Regions from separate parts of the Homo sapiens genome. Here regions 2 and 3 are each linked to region 1. A link is a loop called in an ENCODE intact Hi-C map of the cell type or tissue named here. Cell type or tissue: endothelial cell of umbilical vein. All regions are shown on one strand. Each heading gives the region's core, and the rest is flanking DNA. Links, peaks and the distances in the headings are about the cores only.

Region 1 (6,191 bases), core at 485-5,484:
TTTTTGCCATTTTGTATACTTCTCTGGTGAAGTGCCTGGTCAAGCCTTTTACCCATTTAAAAAATCAAACTGTTTTCTTATTGATTTATAAGATAGAAGCTAGGCATAGTTGCATCTGCCTGTAGTCTTAACTACTTGGAAGCCCAAAGCAGGATGATCACTTGAGCCCACGTGTCTGAGGTCAGCCTGGGCGACATGGTGAGACCCTGTCACTAAAAATAAACAGAAAGTAAAGATACATATATATCTCACTGTGCTAGGCTGAATGATGGCCTCCCAAAGATGTTCGCAACCTAATCTGTAAAAACTGTGAGTTTCTTACCTTACCTGGCAAAAGGGACTTTGCAGATGTGATTCAACTAAGGATGTTGAGATGGGGAGATTCTCCTGGGTTACCTGGCTGGGTCTGATGTAATCACAGGAGTCCTCATTAGAGGGAAGCAGAAAGACCAAAGTCAGAGACGGAGATGTGGCCGTAGAAGCAGAGGTCCATGTGCTGCGGGGCCATGAGCCAAGGAACCCACGCCGCCTCTGGGAACTGGGAAAGGCAAGGGAGCAACGTCTCCCTGGAGCTCCAGAGTGAGCCAGCCCTGATGACACCGTGACTTCAGCCCTCGGAGACTGACTGTGGACATCGGACCTCTGTCACTGTAAGATCCTAAGTTTATGTTCTTTTTTGGGAATATGCACTCTCTCTTCAGTGGAGGACTTGAAGCTGGCTCTTCTGATTCTAAGTCCATGTTGATTTTTTCCTACCATTGTTCGGGGTAGAAGGGAGCAGGTATCTCAGGTGGTGGGAACAGTGCGAGAAAGCCCCCAGGTCAACATGCACGCTGCCGCGCAGGGAGCAGGCTCCTCTCAGATTAAGCAGCGTGTGCTGGGACTGCGGGAGGTGAGGTCCATTGGGTGGATCCACTAGGCTTTGGAAGCAGAGAGTTTGGGCTGGAGATGGTGAGAAACCACATAGTGGTTGGAGCATTTTGGGGTTTGTCAGAAGGGTCAGGGCTGCTGGCTGGGGTAGGAGCAGGTGCTGGGGAGACAGCACTGGCCTGCCCACCTCACTGGGCTCTGACAGGAGGCATGCCAGGCGTGCTGTTCATTATTATTTCAGAACAGTGCTGCTTAACTCCACGGACCAAGCTGCTTCTGTGAATGAGGGGTAGGGAATCCCAGAGGCCAAGGCCGCCTCATCTCTCAGGGACCTTCTGGCTCATTAGATGGCCTCGTCCCTCAATCTTCTCCAAACGTGCTGGCTTCCCTGAGGATGCTCTGAGCTGGTGCCATTAACCTGGGCAGCACTTCTCTCCGGTCCACACGCACTTCACTCTATTATCCTGCACCCTGAAAAGGCATGGATTTTGTTGAACGGGGCCTTGTGCATCAGAAGCCAAGTGCACCTCTGTCTGGGAGCTGGAATGTATGCAGTGGTCATCTTTGCTGCTTCTGCCCTGGTGCCACACTCTGAAGAGTGAGAACATGGGCAGGGTGGTCGATGGCTTCACACCTCTGTCTCCCCACCAGGATCTCTGGCTGAGACTCAGGGTCCGAGGACCCAGGGTGCCTCCAGACCACAGACCAATGAATTTTCTGTTCTCTTTTCAACTTCTTCCCAGCCTAGGGCAGTTCAAAGCCAGCTTCTTTCAGGAAGCCTGCCCTGATAGTGCCACCCAACTACAAACACTTATTTTCTGTGCTGCATATTTTCAGTGCTAAGTGATTGTGCATTCAACCTTTCAGTACACATGGTCTCCTGTGGTTCTCTAGTCCTTCTGGAGAAGCAAGTGTGAGACGGATGCCTCGTCTGGTGAGGTTACAGACTTTCTGAGGATGGGGAGCAATCTTTCTTCATTTGTATCATGTCTCACCAAATAGATAAACCATTGGAGGACAGGTACTGTTTGACATGAAAATAAGGTTTATGGTGCCCTCCTGATCATTGTTCAGTAAACTCTTCAGGGAAAGGAGTGGAGAGATCATTAGTTCATTGGAAAAGGTATTTCTTGCCTAGAGGGGTGGATTCCTAAATTTAGGGCTAAATGTGTCATGCAGCTCTAAATTTCTACACCATGAGAAGGTAGTCCCTTTTGCTTCTTTTATGTACAATCCATGCATTTGTTCCACAGACATCTGATGTTTACTGAATGCCCTGTGCAACAGAGATTGAGGATTCAAAGGTGAACAACAGATGATCTTTCTCTGCAGGGGGCTGTCTCTATGCACATCACTCACAAATATCCATCTACGGTCCCTCACAAATATCCATCTACAGTCCCAAGCTCCTTCCCCTAATCCACGTCCTGTGTTAGGTGTTGGGCAAACTTTCCAGGTGTCAAGATGCAGACAATTAGACCTGCAGCCCCCAGAGGAGCTGAGATAATGCTACTCCTTTCGAGGAGGGGCACATGACATCACCTGACCTGTTGAAGCAGTGGACAGAGTGGGGTTTGGGGGATCCTAACCAGAGTAGCTAGCCCTCCCCACCTGCGTGTCTTGTATCTGTAGGCTCTGCATCCATAGATTCAACCATGTTTGGTAAAACTATTCAAAAAACATTGCATATGTGCTGAACATGTACAAGCTTTTCTTTTTATCATAATTCCCTAAACAACTATTGACATAGTATTTACATTGAATTAGGTATCACAAGTAATCTAGAGCTTATTGAAAGTGCATGCAGGGTGTGCATAGGTTGTCTGCAAATGCCGCACCATTTTATATCAGGGGCTTGAGCACCTGCGCTGTTGGTATCTTTAAGGGAGGATCCTGAAACCAATCCCCAATAATTACTAAGGAACGACGGTATTTGGGTTTTGACAGAAAGCTGAGAAACCCAGAATGTTAGAAATAACCTCCTAACAGTAGGAAGCTGAGTTAAAATCAGGAAAAGCCAGCGGTTAAATTCAGTCTTTTTACACACAAGAGCAAGCCACATGTTCTACAGCAATGGAGGAAAAACTCAGTGATTACCCAATGAAGTGAATAAAAGCTGCAGTGATAGTTACAACAACACGACAACAGGTGACATTGAGAAGGAAGATCTCATTTAGGGTTTGTTGGAGGGAGCCACAGCCACTAAGGATGCAGCCTCCTTTGGAAGCACTGACCTGGCCCCTGCGCCCATGGACGTGGGAATAGTGTGGGAGCTGGCAGAGTCTCAGCAACCTCTCAATCTAGTTTGTCTCCTTAGACAACATCCATCTCCCCCATTCTCCATCAGCTCCTTTTCCAGCTTCCCCTTCCTGCCCTTGTTTTTGTAAGGCCGGGAGGGAGGTGTCTGGGCTTACGACAATGTCTCACATTGCCCCAGGAGAGGGCAGCAGACATTCTCCCATCCCAGGTGCCTCCTCTGCACTGTCCAGGATTCCAGTGAATTTTCGAGGGTTATTGAAAATTACCTGGTTCATGGGAGCCAGGCTCTGTGCTAGGCACTGGGAATGCAAAGCCAACTGAGATATGGGGCTCTGCTCTGCAGGAGCTGGTGGTCTAAAAGGGTGAGGCAGCCGTGGAAACAGATACAGGGCCAAACAGTGAGGTCAAACGCTGGGGCAGAAGGCTCTTCAGGGGACTGTGGGATCCCCGGAAAGTGGGGAGAGGAGGGGTCTCAGAAAACACCCAGCAGGAAGAGGTGCTTGAGCTGAGTCTTGGAAGCCGGCAGGTTTTCCTGGTTCCTAGGCCAGGCAGGGCACACCAGGCAGGGCACCCCAGGCAGGGGAGCTGGGCTGAGTGTGACACCACAGGGCGAGCTGGGGCTTGAACACAGGGTGCTGAGGGCAGGAGGGGTCTCAGGGAGGGGACGATCATGGAGGGCTGTCCTGCATGCCCATGCTAAGGAGTCTGGACCAGGGCCTGGAAGGATCCGATAAGCCCCCAAAGGGTTTCATTAGGAGAACAACCAGAGCAGACCTGCACTTTAAAATGACAGCTCCCTGTTCTGCCTGTGGAGGACAGACGTGGCAGGATGGAGAAGGGCAGGCCTGAGGGCCGCTGGCCCAGTCAGCTGGGCTTGAACTAGGTGGAGGGAGCGAGGGCAGTTGTCTGAACTAAGGCAGGAGCAGTGGGAAGGGCAGTGAGGTGAACATGAGGTTGAAATGACAGGTTCTGGTCTTTGGCTAGATGGGGCCGGATGAGGGCAGAAGTCTCCCAGGTTTCTGGCTTCAGTGGCTGGTGTAAGTGTTGGTGGAGCTGAACACAAGGGTGGAGGAGCGATCTCGGGAGAAAGATTATGAGTCATTGACAAATATGGGGCGTCTCCCCAGACCCCACTATTTCATTTCCCACTGCACCCTCTTATCTAGATCCTTGGTATTTTTCACTGGTTTTGAGACAGTGCCTTCCTGTTGGGTCTTGTAAGGTCCAGTCTCTCTTCTTGTTGGAAGAGCCTGTGTATTCTTTCACTGCATGTTTATGAATAGCCTTCCCGGGCCAGGCACTGTGATGAGTTCCTTCTCCCATACAGCTCATGGCCTGGTACAGGGGGAGAAGGTGAAGGAAGAGATAGATGGTGAGGCTGATGGTTGTAGTCCAATATGCAGTGTGGTCTCATAAGTGAAGAACAGGCTGCAAGGAGAACATTCCAGGACAGGCCTGCGATCTGGACTTCAGTGTTGAGGTGGTTTCCTAAAGAAATTGTCTGGGCTCAGCTGGATGTGCAAGGGCTCCTGAGTGACAGGCTGTGGAGAGGGGCTTCTCTGGGGCTGGAAGGAGCCAGTGCAGTGCCCGACCCTGTGGCATAGAACGTGAGAAGTGGGCAGCCTCTGCTTGAGAGGATGCCGAGGGTGGTCAGCAAGGATAACTAACGGTGGCAGGGCCTGACGGGGTCAGCTTGCACCAAGTTGGGTGGAGAACGAGTAGCTCCAGGCCTCCCACAGTGGACAGATCCTCAGGCCTGGAGGGGTGTCCTTCTGAAGGAGCATTCCCAGTCTCTGACGAATGAGGCCTGGGTCTCTGGCTGGAGTTGGAGTGGGTCTGTGTCTGGAGGGGGCACTTGGGCTCTGGAAAGAGGCTACAAACTCTAGACTAGGCTGGGCAAACTATGGCCAGCTCCTGTTTTATCAGAATGCACCTTTATATTCTCCTTCATGTATGTATTGTCCATGGTTGCTTTAGTGAGTTGAGTGGTTGCAACAGAGATCACATGGCCTGCAAAGCTTCAAACATTTCCTAACTGGCTTTTTATGGAAAAGGTTTCCCAAGCCCTGCTCTAAACTGGCAGGCAACTTTCTCAGAGATAGTTCAGGCCTAGTCTCCATGTGTGGACAAGATGAGCCCATACCGTGAAGCTGGATCTCCCAAAACGCACATCTGTCTCAGGTCTTATAAAGCTGTGAATCATTAAGTGTGTGAACATACATGTGGTCATGTGTGAATATGCATGTGGTCACCTGAGCACACATATGGTCGTATATTAACATGCATGTGGTCACATGTGAATGTGCATATGGTGGCATGTAAGATGCACATGGTCATGTGAACATGCATATGGCTGTGTGAATATACATATGGTCCTGTGAACATACATATAGTTGTGTGTGAACATGCACGTGGTTATGTGTGAACATGCATATGGTTGTGGGAACATAGATATGGTCATGTGAGAACATGCATGTGGTTTGTTTGACGCATGTGGTCATGTGATGTGAGCTTGAGGTGCACCGTCAGGCTGGGATGGGCCTTCCCAGGGTGGACTCAGCCCCTTGCTGCAAGAGACCACTTCCTGAATCCTGGTCCTAAGCCTGTGAGCCTTTGCTCGGCACCAAGAAGCAACTCTGTTGATACCGACTGAGATTCAGATGCCTGAACCTGACCTTCTACACACGTGGCCCTAGTGGATCATTCCAGCCTCAGTTTCCATGTCTCCCCAAATGCCTGCTAAATGTGTCAGCCAAACCTGACTACTTCCCATTCTGCACACATACCTTCTCCACCTTGGTGGCCGAATCCTTTGGAGCCCACCTCTCACATTCAGCTCCCGGTTCTTGGTTATTTGGGCTCCTGTCTCGTGTGCTCTATCAGGTTCTAGGCTTTGCAGGAGTGAGTTCTGTCTCCACTCGTTTCTATGTGCCTCGTAGGACTGGCTCTTGGGAGGGTCTTCATGGTGACTGAGGCCATGGATCCTTAGCCCTGTAGCTTGAATTCACTTGGCACTCAAACACTCATCCTGAAATGATGCTCTGAAAGTGATGCTTCCAGTC
Region 2 (6,191 bases), core at 640-5,639, 91 kb after region 1:
CTTGTGCCTCCGTTGACCTTGTTAACCAAAAAGTGACTGCGACATGTTTCAATCAATTACAGGTTTATTTAGCCAAGGCTGAGGACACGCTGGGTCCCTGCACTGCCTTCTTCTCTGTTGGTCTCCTGAAAGCCTCTGCTTAAGGAGGTCTCCGTGGCCATCTTTAGCATCTCAGAGTGAATTAAATCCCCCTTTCTAAGGGCATTTTCCCGTGAAGCTTTATTCTCTGTGACATAAGGGGAGAGGGATTTTTAGAGAACCTGGGGTGGCGGGGGCTTTGGAGAGAGGGGGGATTCTCAGGGGATTTCCCTCTCCCCAGAGATACATCTCTCCATGAAACAAACAAACAGAAAGCACACAGTACAGTGCACAGCACACAGTCAGTGCTCAGGAAGCGTTGGTTCCCTGTCTGCCTACTGCAGTTGGTACAAACAACACTCAGGGTGCCAAGCTTCAGTTTGGTGAAGAAAAGCATAGCCCACATTCCAGTTCTCGGGCCTCGTCTTGAAGGGTAAGGGCAGCTCAGGCCCTGGCATTGCTTGTCCTGAGGACAGGCCAGCACGTCCTGTGCCTGGTGGTCTCCAGAAATGCTGTTGCCTGCCTGCTGCCACTCTGCATCTCAAGCTTATCCCCCCATGCCTTGCCAAAGCCCACTCCATCTCCCTCCCCTCCCAATCCACCTGGAGCTCCCACCTGTCATCTTTCCTTCCCACCGTGGGGCAGGTGGCGATCTGCAGGCCTCCCTGAGAGAGAACTGCCCCTACCCTGCCTCAAAGCCAGGGGCACTGATCCAGCTCTCAGCTCCAAGAAGATGGACTGGGATCTTCCCTTAATGCCTTCTGGGGTCTGGGAATAAAGATGGAGAGAGGCACTGAGCTGAGCACAAACAGGAAAAGGAAGAGCTCATGGCTCAGAGCTGAAGAAGACAGGACCCAGTGAGCAGAGGACTGTGTCCCCATAGGGAAAGACATGTTCTGGTAAAAGGCAGGTCAGGAGTTCAGGAAGGATTCAGGCTCAGTAGGGACTCCGGCTCACTGCCCTCTGCTTGGGAGAGCAAACCCTCCTAGGTGAGGTTTCCTTTCTGTGCCTTTACTGCAGGGAGCTGGTGTCAGAATCAAGGGCACCATCAAAACAGGATACCACAGACATCTCAGCTGTGCCAAACTAATGCCCAAAGGCTCAGCTGTTGCAGGTAGGGGTGGGAGGGCAGGCCCTCACAGGTGGGCCTCCTCACAGGCCCACCCTGCCCTTTATGGCACAGCCCAGGACCGTTAGGTCAAAGCTGACTTTTCCCAGTCTCAAAGCGCCGTCTTATCTGTTGCTTTATTTGTAACTCACAACAGGCCTCTGAGTCAGGCAGGGCATATGTCACTCCTATTTCATAGAAAGAGAAACTGAGGCATGGGGTGGGCTAAGTGACTTGGGCCAGAGGGTAAGTGAATTGGAGTCAGGACTCAGATCTCCTTGGATCCACACCAGACATCCTCCCACATGGAACCCTCTCCCTAATCTTAACACTTCCATGGCGTCATGCCTTCATCAGCCATCACAAGAAAATGAGGCCACAGAAATTGCATGCATGTTCATGTGTGTGTGTGCCTGTGTGTGTGTATATACACAAGTTCATGTGTTTGTGCATGTGTGCATATGTGCATGCGTGATGCCTTACTTGCTGAGGGAAGGGGAGGAGGGTTGGCAGCTGCTGATGATTTTCTCTATCTTGAATGTTGTAAGTGCTTTTCCCAGGAGAGCCAGATAGCCATGGTGTGTCAGGAGAGGTCTCAGAATGAGACTTATGAAGTGAAGATGAACAATGACACAGAGGCCTGCAGTGAGCCCAGTCTGCTCTCCACAGAGATGTGAGCTCTGCTGTCCTCTGCCCAGGATGGCCTGGGTGTGGAGATGGGTCTGGGGAGGCAGGGGCAGGTCCTCAAGATCCCTCCTCTGGGCATGATTTGTAGGAGGAGGGGATATCACAGAGAAAAAACCTGCACGGCCTCTGTCATCTTCTTAGTGGAATGGGGGCCCCCATCTCTCTTTTTCACACACACACACACACACACACACACACAGCCCTTTTTAGTTTGGCCTTCTTCTTAGTGGAATGGGGGCCCCCATCTCTCTTTTTCACACACACACACACACACACACACACACACACACCCCTTTTTAGTTTGGCCTTTCCTGACTGGGAAAACATCTAAACATGGTTTCTTAAACTGTTTAGGCTGTAACCAACAGACATAAATATATTTTCTGGTGACACTTAGTGCACAAATACATATATTGACAAACAAGTGTTTTGTGACACTACTATAAAATAAAGCTGCCCAGAAGAGGGCACTGGTGGCAAATCTAGGCCTGAGATTATTTTGACCTTGCTGGAATTTTTTGAATATTTTTGCTGCATATCTAGATGCATTAGAAGGTTGTGGCATCCATTTGGCTTTTAAATGCCAGCTATGAGAGAGGAGGTGGCCGCAGCACTGGCTAAAGGGCAGAAGGAAAAAGGGAAAATTCTCCTCCAAGGGAGCAGACCAATGTTGCTTAGACCCTAGCTCTGATCACCCTTCTCTCAAAACTCTGCATCCAAACCTCATCCTCAGGTTGATCTCTTCTACCCTTGACTGCTCTGTTCCCAGATGTACTGGGTTGAAAAAGTTCATGTCCACTCAGAACCCGGAATGCGACCTTGTTTGAAAATAGGGTCTTTGCAGATGTTACCAAGGTAAGGGGAGCTCAGTGGATAAAAGTGGGCCCTACTTAGTCCAGTGATTGCTGGTTTTATTAAGAAGAGAACACACACACAGACACACACGCACCAAACACACACACACACATATACACAAGAATGTGCCCTGTGAAAATGCAGGCAGAGCTTAGAGTGGCCTGGATCTGTATGTTGCTTCAGTTCTGGGAGCTCCCATGAGCCTGCAGAGAGATTGCAGGGTCTTCCTGAACAGTTCCTGAGGAGGAAAGAGAGACTCAGAGGATTGCCCCGATGTCGCCCTTCTCTCCTCCTAAACTCTGCTGGGCTCTCCCACTCCCCCAGGAAGACTTCCCTGCTAACTTCTGCCCTGCAAGTTGACCCTGACATTTTCAAGTGCCACCTGCCCCTGTGAACTTGAATGGATTGCGCTGTTCTTTGCACAAGAGCAGAAACGTCTGCCTGGAGTGCGGCTTGTCCTAGTGGCTGGGACTTCCCTGACACACAGCTCCCCCTGTCTGCCATGGAGTGGTCTCACTGACATCTGGGCAAACAACTGGAAGAAGCTACAGCCCCAATTCTAAAGGTTCACAGTGACTGGCAGCTGGTGTTGAGACAGACCCGCCTTCTGCAGGTGAACTTTGGTGCTGGCCTCGGTTGTCCTTTTATAGACATTACCTATTGTGAGGGGCACGACTTTCACCCTCCTGCCCCACCAGTGTGGCAGTGCATTTTTTATTCTTTACATTTTTTATTCATATTATTTCTTGTTCAATTGAAGATGTACTTCTTCCTGAGTGTGCCTGTGGCACAAGAGGCTTTCTGAAAGAAGCTGCTTAGGTGACTCAGCCTGGAAGCTGAGGCAGGTTGCAAGGGGGCATCTTCCTGAGCCCTCAGTATGTCATCCATGAGGGACTGGATGGGCTCCGGGGACTCATTCTTCACTCCTTCCAGAGCTGAAACCAGAATGAGGCCAACTCAGACTCTGGACCCTAAGCACCGCCTCCCTAACCCCCTTCTTCCCACCCCATGCCAGGTCAGCATTGCACAGCTCTGCTTAGAATCATGTTTGCACTATAAAAGCAATACTTGTTTCACTGTAGGAAATACTTAATACACAATTTATTTTAAGGAAAAGAAGAAAAATCACTCATCCCAGAGATAACACTGCTAATATTTGGTAGCTGTCCTTGCAGTCTTTTTTTAAAACAGCAACCAAACAAACAAACAAACAAACAACAAAAAACAACCAAATGTTGATAGATTTTTTTTTCACAAAATAGGACTAGTAATTTTTTTCATTCCATAATATATTCCTCTATACAGCATAACAGGCAATCACATGATTCTACCATAACTTTTTTTAAAAAAAAACAGGGCCTCAACCAGTCGCCCAGGCTAAAGTATAATGGTGTGATCATATCTCACTGCAGCCTCAACCTTCTGGGCTCAGGTGATCCTCCTACCTCAGCCTCCTGAGTCATTGGGACTATAGGTGTGAGCCACCACATCTGACTAATTCTATCATAATTGTTTTGGTAAATACCCTATTTCTGAATAATTAGATTCTTTGCAATCTTTCACTGTTACAAAAAGTAATCATAAATTCATTCAGCAACTATATATTGAGGACTTACTATTACCAGGCACTGCTAGGGGCTGGGGATCCAGGGGAGGACAAGAAAAACAGATTACCACCCTTGAGAAGTTAGCATTCTGGTGGGGGAAAGACAAATCAGCAGTTAAATGCAAATTAAGTAAAAGGGAGGAAGTTGAGGGGAGTTCTGAGACCAAATGACTGGGGAGGAGCCCTTAGGCCCATCAGGGGATGCTTCTCTGAGAAGGTGATGCTCCAGCTCAGACCCGAAGTTGAGAGCCAGCCTAGGAACACACAGGGCAAGGGCAGAAGACTTCCACATGGTGTGTGTGGGGGTCTCTTTGTGTCATAGAAAGTACCAGTGTGACTGCAGTTCCCAGAGGGGCAGGAAGTGGTGTAGGCTAAGGGTGAGAGGCCTCAGAGGTCAGGACATTCTGAGTTGGGTGAGTGAGAATATGGGAGCAGACTGAGACCCTAAGAGCAGTAGGGAGCTGCTGAGGGGTTTAAAGCAAGGAGTGGCATGTTCCAGCATGCGTGTTCTAAAGAGAATCTGGCTGCTAAGAGCAGAATCGTATAGAGAAGAGGAAGAGGGTGTTGGGAGGCTGTTAAAGTGGTCCTGTTAGGGAATCATGAGGGTGTAGAGTAGGGTGGGAACAGAAGAAATGGAGACAGGAAATTCCTTAGCATGAAAAGGACAAAGACGAGAAAGAATCTTGGTTCAACAAAACTTGTTCGTTTTAGGCCTTCAAACCCATCAATGTCTACAGCGTCATGTTCGTTTCATTCACTTAGAACAGAACACAAGAACGGGGCTGAAGCTCTAACAGAAAAGACATAAGACCCTTGAGAAAGCATTACTTGAACACAAGGTTTCTGGGACATTAAACATGGGTATAAGTGCTGCTATAGTACCTTTCTGGGGAAGACTTCCTCCTGTCTCGGGGACTTAGGCATCATTATCAAAGGCAGGGTGGGATGAAGAAAGTAAGGTGAATGCTCTGGTAGACTGAGAAGTCTAGGATATACAGGGGGACTTCAGGTGTCAAAACAAGAGGAGAAGGCTTCAGAAGCACACAATGTCAGGGTTGGAATTGAAGCCAGGTTGCAGCCCAAAGGGGACAGACAGCCCTGCCAGTTACTGGTGCTTCAGAGGTGGCACGGCTGCTCTCGGAGAAGCAACTGACTATTTCAGTTTTCCCTGACTACAGCTATAAGGACGCTCCCTACCTGCCACCCTCCATATCATCCCCCGCCCGCACCTAGACACCCGAATCAAGGCAATGAAATTGTCTTGTGGGACATCTATGTGCCCAGCAAAGCTCAGCACATTTTGTGCATTTTTATTCAATAATGACAATGGTGTTCAAGATCAGCGCTGTTACCCTCATGACACGGATGAAGAAAGGCCTAGAGATGAAGTCACGTGCCCAAGTCTGCAGGGTCCTGACTCATAGAGCTGGTATGGAAACTGATCAGGCTGGTTCTGGAGCCCCTGCTTTTCCATTTCACCACTGACTTGGAGGAGAGAGAAGACCCTGAAATATCGTTTAGTTCAATACTTGACTCTCTAGACAAAGAACTGGGAATGACACATACGGGAAATAAGGAATTCTCCATCTGCAGAGGTCTGCTAGGCATTTTCTCTGAGGAGTCAATCATTCACCATTCTCTCAAAAGCAGCTTATGCAAAATATGATCTCTTAGCAGCCACAGTATTCAATACCCTGATTAGGTTCAAATCAGAAGGCAAACACCTCAAGGACAAGAGTTTGCAACAAAAAAGGCAACAACAGCACCCTGGACACTCATGTCAGGACATTCCAATGTGCATACACCTCCTTAAGCACAGAGGGACTCTGAAGATGATCTACCAAAGCAAACATTCTT
Region 3 (6,191 bases), core at 586-5,585, 330 kb after region 1:
TCTTGCTGTGCAGAAGATCTTTAGTTTAATTAGATCCCATTTGTCAATCTTTCCTTTTCTTACAATTGCTTTTGGCATCTTCGTCATGAAATATTTGCCTGTGTCTATATCCTGAATGTTATTGCTTAGGTTTTCTTCTATGGTTTTTATAGTTTTGGGTTTTACACTAAAGTCTTTAATCCATCTTGAGTTGATTTTTGTATATGATATAAGGAAGGGTCCCAGTTTCAATTTTCTGCATATGGCTAGCCAGTTCTCCCAGCACTATTTACAGGGGAATCCTTTCCCATTGCTCATTTTTGTCAGGTTTGTCAAAGATCAGATGGTTGTAGGTGTGTGGTCTTATTTCTGAATTCTCTAATCTGTTCCATTGGTCTATGTGTCTGTTGTTGCACTGGTACCATGCTGTTTTGGTTACTGTAGCCTTGTAGTATAGTTTGAAATTGGGTAGTGTGATGCCTCTGGCTTTGCTGTTTTTGCTTAATATTATTCAGGCTATTCAGGCTCTTTTTTATTCCATATAAATTTTATTCCATATAAATTTTAAAATAGGTATTTTTCTATTGAATCTGTAAGTTGCATTGGGAAGTACGGCCATTTTCAAGATCTTGATTCTTCCTATGCATAAGCATGGAATGTTTTTCCATTTGTTTGTGTCTTCTCTGATTTCTTTGAGCAGTGGTTTGTACTTCTCCTTGAGGAAGCCCTTCACTTTTCTTGTTAGCTGTATTCCTAGGTATTTTGTTCTCTTTGTAGCAATTGTGATTTGGCTCTCTGCTTGCCTGTTGCTGGTGTGTAGGAATGCTAGTGATTTTTGCAAATTGATTTTGTAACCTGAGACTTTGCTGAAGTTGCTTCTCAGCTTAAGAAGCTTTTGGGCTGAGATGATGGGACTTTCCAAATATAGAATCATGTCATCTGCAAACAAAGACAATTTTACTTCCTCTCTTCCTCTTTGAATATGCTTTATTTCTTTCCCTTGCCTGATTGCCCAGGCCAAAACTTCTAATACTATGTTGAAAAGGTGTAGTGAGAGAGGTTATCCTTGTCTTGTGTCAGTCTTCAAGGGGAATTCTTTGAGCTTTTGCCCATTTAATATGATATTGACTGTAGATTTGTCATATATGACTCATTATTTTGATGCCTGTTCCTTAAACACCAGGTAGATTGAGAGTTTTTAACATGAAGGGATATTGAATTTTATTGAAAGCCTTTTCTGCATTTACTGAGATAAGCATGTGGTTTTTGTCTTTAGTTTTATTTATCTGATGAATTACATTTATTGGTTGGTGTATGTTGAACCAACCTTGCATCCCAAAGATGAAGCCGACTTGATCGTGGTGAATAAGCTTTTCAATGTGCTGCTGGATTCAGTTTGTCAGTATTTTGTTGAGAATTTTTGCATATGATCATCAAGGATATTGGCCTGAAGTTGTCTTTTTGTTTGTATTTCTGCCAGGTTTTGGTATCAGGATGGTGCTGCCCTCATAGAATGAGTTAGGGAGAAGTCACTTCTTTCAAGTTTCTGAAATAGTTTCAGTAGGAATGGTACCAGCTTTTCTTTATACATCTGGTTGAATTCAGCTGTGAATCCATCTGGTCCTGGGCTTTTCTGGGGAGGTTGGTAGGCTATTTATTACTGGCTCAATTTCAGAACTCATGGTTGGTCTTTCAGGGATTCAATTTCTCCCCTGGTTCCGTCTTGGGAAGGTGTATTTGTCCAGAAATTTATCCATTTCTTCTAGATTTTCTAATTTATGTGCATAGATGTATTTTATGTTCATTTGAAAAAGCTGAAGGGTTAATTGGAGTACCAGAAATTTTAGTTTTAATTCTAGTAAAATGACTAAATAAAATTACGATGTAGGCATGCAGTAGATACCAGTTTAAAGTTCTGGCAAATCTCACCAATCTAAAAATTATGAAGGATAAAGATTATAAAAGTTTTATACAAAATTAGAAGTATTAGCATCTAAAATTACATAGTAATTTTATCATTTTATTAGAATTAAAGCCAAGATTTCTTAAATGTTTACACATACATTTGATATGGGAGTGCTGGGAAGGGAAGAACATGGTCCCTTTAAATGATATGCAGTGGGGGAAGGGAAGTGCTAGGTAGATGAGGGTGTGGTCTCTGGCTAGGGCTCCACTTCTGCCCTACTGCCATGAGGTTGGAGCTCCCCAGCCTGCCTGTCTGTGTATGCTCCCCTAGAGATTTGAGCAGTGGGGCACTGAAGAAGCAAGCCACACCCCCATCACATGCCCTGCAAGGGGGCAAGGGAACTTTTCCCATTTCAAATGGGGGCTTTTCCAGGATCTCAGAAGTTGAGTATGAGCAAATACAAAACTATGGGGTCTGCTTTTCTTCCAAAACCCTGCCACTTCTCTTTCTGTGGGTAAGATGCTCTGTTTTCTCTTTGTCTCTTTTCTCTCTCACATGGTTCAAAATGGCTATCTCTTTCTTTATAGTGTTAAGAGTTTTGTTACAGGCTGCAGCAATTTTACTAAGTAAAATGAGCATTTGGCTCAGTCAACAAAGATGCAAGTCAGACCAATTGTTCCTGGAGGTGCCATGTATGCCTCCATGTCGACAGCCACAGGTACACATGGCTCAGGGCACCTCCCGTTACCCTTTTTCCTCCCACTTCGGGTGCCTGGGTGTGCCCACAGCAGGCAAAGGCCAAGTTCAGCAGCCACGAGGAGGGTGGGAGGAAGCTGGGGCAGTAACCAGGACTGTACAAGGTGCTTCTTACCTGCCGTGCCAATGGAACATTCCCTCCCCTGGCCAAGGAATTAAATCTGGTCTGAACTGGGGGAAGAATGGGAAAGTTATAAGGATTAGGAGGGCCCACTTGCACTAAGCAAGTGGTTCTTCCCTCAGAATCTCTCCCATTTTTGCCCCTTAAGCTATTTTTCTGTTTTTTAAGTGAGAGGGCTCCCCATTCTAACACTGTTTCTGATAGGGAAGTTAACGGTGAAACGACCCCTGCTGGCTGAGAACTGCAAATTCAGCAGGGCATACTTGAGACTCTCTAAATGGACACAAACAGCTTCTGAAACGCCTTTTCAGTCCCAAACTTGATTCCAAGCTTCAGGCTGAGGTCCTAAAAAGGAAAACCAGGTCTGAGGGATCCAAAGCCAGGCAACGGGCACAATATAAATGGGCAGCCAATTTCTGCCAATTGAAACCTCCACCCCATGGAAGGAGGCCTTGCTTCGTGACATAAACAGGCCCAGGGAACTCAAAGTTTGCCAACAGCAGGGAGAAAAGAAGGCATAGATAAGGGCAGTTAACTCCTATTCTCCGGATTTTCTCTACTTCATGGGTACCTACCGCATTGGTACCTATGTCACTTGCCAAGGTCAAGGTCACTGGGTCTCAGGGACAAAAGGTGGAAAGTGAAGGGGGACACTGGCTTTCTCTCTCCATCACACCCTGAGTATTTGCTGAAAGAAGAGAATGATGGACACCTCTGTTCCCTGTCTTTCAGAATGGGCAACCAGTTCTCTTCACCACTTCCAGCTTATACTCCTCTGGAGTGTATCCTGAACCATTGGGACGGCTTTGACCCTCAGAATCTGGAGGAAAAACACCTCATAGCCCTACGCACAAAGGGTTGGCCAAATTATGATTTACAGGAAGGACTGAGTTGGCCTCAGGAAGGAACCATTCATTTCAATACCACTTGGCAGTTGGAACTTTTCTGCAGACATGAGGACAGATGGTCTGAGGCCACATATATGCAGGCTTTCTATATCTTGCAAGGCAATCGAGACCTTGGCTAACAATGTAAGATAGATCTAGCCCTCCTGTTTGCCATCTTAGGGAAGGCTGCAAGGGGCAAGCCTAGAGAATTAAAGATATGAGTCCCAGAGGCACCCCCAACAGGGGAGCCAGCTCCCTCAAGCCCTGCTCCTCCAGGTCTATCCCAACCTCCCTATCCAGCTTCAGCCTCTCACTTGCCCCCTCCTAGAAATCCTCACTCTAAACAAGCCCCAGTCTCACTCCTGCCCCTCCAACAGATGCCCAGTGAATTTGGGCCCAGTAAGGTCCAGGTCTCCTTCTCCCTACAGGACTTAAAGCAAATTAAGGAGGATATTGACAGGTTTTCAGATGACCCTTATAGATAGAGGCTCTCCAGAATTTCACCCAAATATTTGAACTCTCTTGAAAAGACATTATGTTACTTTTGAATCAGACCCTGATGGACACTGAGAAACAGTCCACTCTGCAAGCAGCAGAGAGATTTAGGAATGAGCTTTGTATCACATATAGCGTCAGGGAAGGGGACGAATATTCTCCAACTGGAAGAGAAGCAGTACCAGTGAATGACCCTAAATGGCATCCCAATGATGAGATGGAAGACTGGAGAAGCACACACTTTCAGGTGTGCATAGTGGAAGGCTAGTATAAATTTATTACTCAGGCAGCTCCTGATATCAGGAGGAAGTTGCAGAAACGATCCCTGGGATCAGCTAGTACATTAGAGGACCTCCTGAAAGTGGCTACCTTGGTCTTTTATAATACAGACAGGGAGGCCCAGGAAGAGAGAGGAAATACGCAAAAGAGCAAAAGCTTTAATGGCCACCATGCAACCCCACAAACCCTAGAATTCCCAGGGTACACCTGTTAGTTGCTAAAGATATTTCAAGAACAGTTATCTCTCTGGTAAAGTTTATTTGCTCCTGTGCAAGGTTTCATTTCTTTCAACAGAGTGAAACAACTTGGGGTACAATGTTATTGTTAGTATATTTTCTTCTTATGTCTGTAATATTTGGCACTAAATTCTTTCCTTTAATAATACACATGTTTAACCCATGCATACTTAACCTTATAAAACTTGTTTTTTCTCTCATGCCTGGAAGCCATCAAACTCCAAATGTTCAGGCAACCAGAGCCTCAGATGATGGCTCCGCTTTGCTAGGAACCCCCAGGTAGACCTCTCGGAAGCATCCGACAGCAGTTTACCCCAAAAGAATGCCCCCTGTCAGTGGGAAGCAGCTAAGACCAGTCATTGTCCATATTCTCATGGCAGTTAGATACACCTCTTCAGAGAGGGGAAATAATATGGGAGTGCTAGGAAGGGAAGAACATGGCTGGCTAGGGCTCCATACCCTGGCTAGTCCTGGCTAGGGCTCCACACTCACGGACCTAACTGAGAACAGGTATTTCCCGCCCAAATGTTGCATTTCCCAAGACCACCCTGGCCTGCCATGCCCCCATCCTGTGCCTGCAAAAACCTGAGACCCTAGCAAGGCAGATACAGAAGCAACTGGACATCAAGAGGAGCACATCAGCGGAGGAACACACAGGGAGAGGAACACATAGGTGGCTGGACATTGAGAGGAACACACTGACAGGCACCAGCATGCTGGTAGGCCACTGACTGACAGAACAATGCAGAGTTTGGCTGGGGCAGCTGGAGGACAGTCTGGGCCACTGAGCAGCCTGACTTCAGGGGAAAACCATCTCCCTTCTGACTCTCCCATCTGCTGGTAGCTATTTCCACTCAATAAAACCTTGCACTCATTCTCCAAGCCCATATGTGATCTGATTCTTCCAGTACACCAAGGCAAGAACCTCAGGATACAGAAAGTCCACTGTCCTTGTGATAAGGCAGGGGTCTAATTGAGTTGACTAACACAAGGCACCTAGAGCGGCTAAACTAGAAGAGCAAAACTAAAAGAGCACACTGTAACACATGCCTACTGGGGCTTCAGCTGCAAACATTCACCCCTAGACATTGCTGTGGGATCTGAACCCCACAGCCTGCCCGCCTGTAAGCTCCCCTAGAGGTTTGAGCAGGGAGGCACTGAAGAAGCCAGCCACACCCCCATCTCACACCCTGCAAGGGGATAAGGGAACTTTTCCCATTTCACATTCAAGCCAGAACTGTTAAGAGAAACAATGGGTAATTTTCTGGCTTATACTTATTCTGGGTTCCAGAGAAGGTTGGTGTTCTGTTTCTACCTTCAGAATTGCATTGGCTACTTAATCTAAAAGCTTTGGTCAAACAAGCTGATTGTGGAGTTAACTGCTCTTCATTAAAGCTACTTAGAGCTTTTCCACTTCATATTATTAAGCTTCTGTGAAAATTTTGCTTTTGCCTGGTTTCAGAGAGTAAGTTATTTAAAAAAAAAAAAAAATCTCTTCTTAGTTTTCACCGTACTCAACTATCAGTAGAATT

The links. A loop is a pair of places that touch in the nucleus more often than their neighbours do. Peaks named below come from ENCODE experiments on the same cell type or tissue, not always from the same donor. Only the 100,000 strongest peaks of a DNase experiment are listed, where the experiment ranks them.
Region 2: a loop joins it to region 1, with 20 times the contacts of the local background. A loop is called at or near these places in 7 of 110 quality-filtered maps.
Region 3: it touches region 1 in a loop (4-fold over the local background); 5 of 110 quality-filtered maps call a loop at or near these places.

Annotation. Positions count from the first base shown.
Region 1 is chr12:9,375,437-9,381,627 of GRCh38, forward strand. It overlaps LINC02367 (long intergenic non-protein coding RNA 2367), which reads left to right. Exons shown (of 4, transcript NR_120479.1): 2 at 422-650. LOC101928030 (a long non-coding RNA gene) reads right to left here and starts at 5,986. Exons shown (of 2, transcript NR_120481.1): 1 at 5,916-5,986. RefSeq lists an enhancer at 3,287-3,789. In endothelial cell of umbilical vein, for the core only: no CTCF peak of the experiment used is centred there; a DNase peak (open chromatin) is centred at 3,295.
Region 2 is chr12:9,465,977-9,472,167 of GRCh38, forward strand. It overlaps the pseudogene OVOS1P. Among named protein-coding and RNA genes, the nearest start is that of LINC02367, 100 kb to the left of the region's middle. RefSeq lists a silencer at 3,281-3,330. In endothelial cell of umbilical vein, for the core only: a CTCF peak has its summit at 3,228; a DNase peak (open chromatin) is centred at 3,215.
Region 3 is chr12:9,705,378-9,711,568 of GRCh38, forward strand. LINC02390 (long intergenic non-protein coding RNA 2390) reads left to right here. Exons shown (of 2, transcript XR_931347.3): 2 at 3,495-5,541. It also overlaps a transcript of CLECL1 not described here. Among named protein-coding and RNA genes, the nearest start is that of LINC02390, 5.1 kb to the left of the region's middle. RefSeq lists a silencer at 2,172-2,271 and an enhancer at 5,339-5,428. In endothelial cell of umbilical vein, for the core only: a CTCF peak has its summit at 3,013 (motif pointing left); a DNase peak (open chromatin) is centred at 2,984.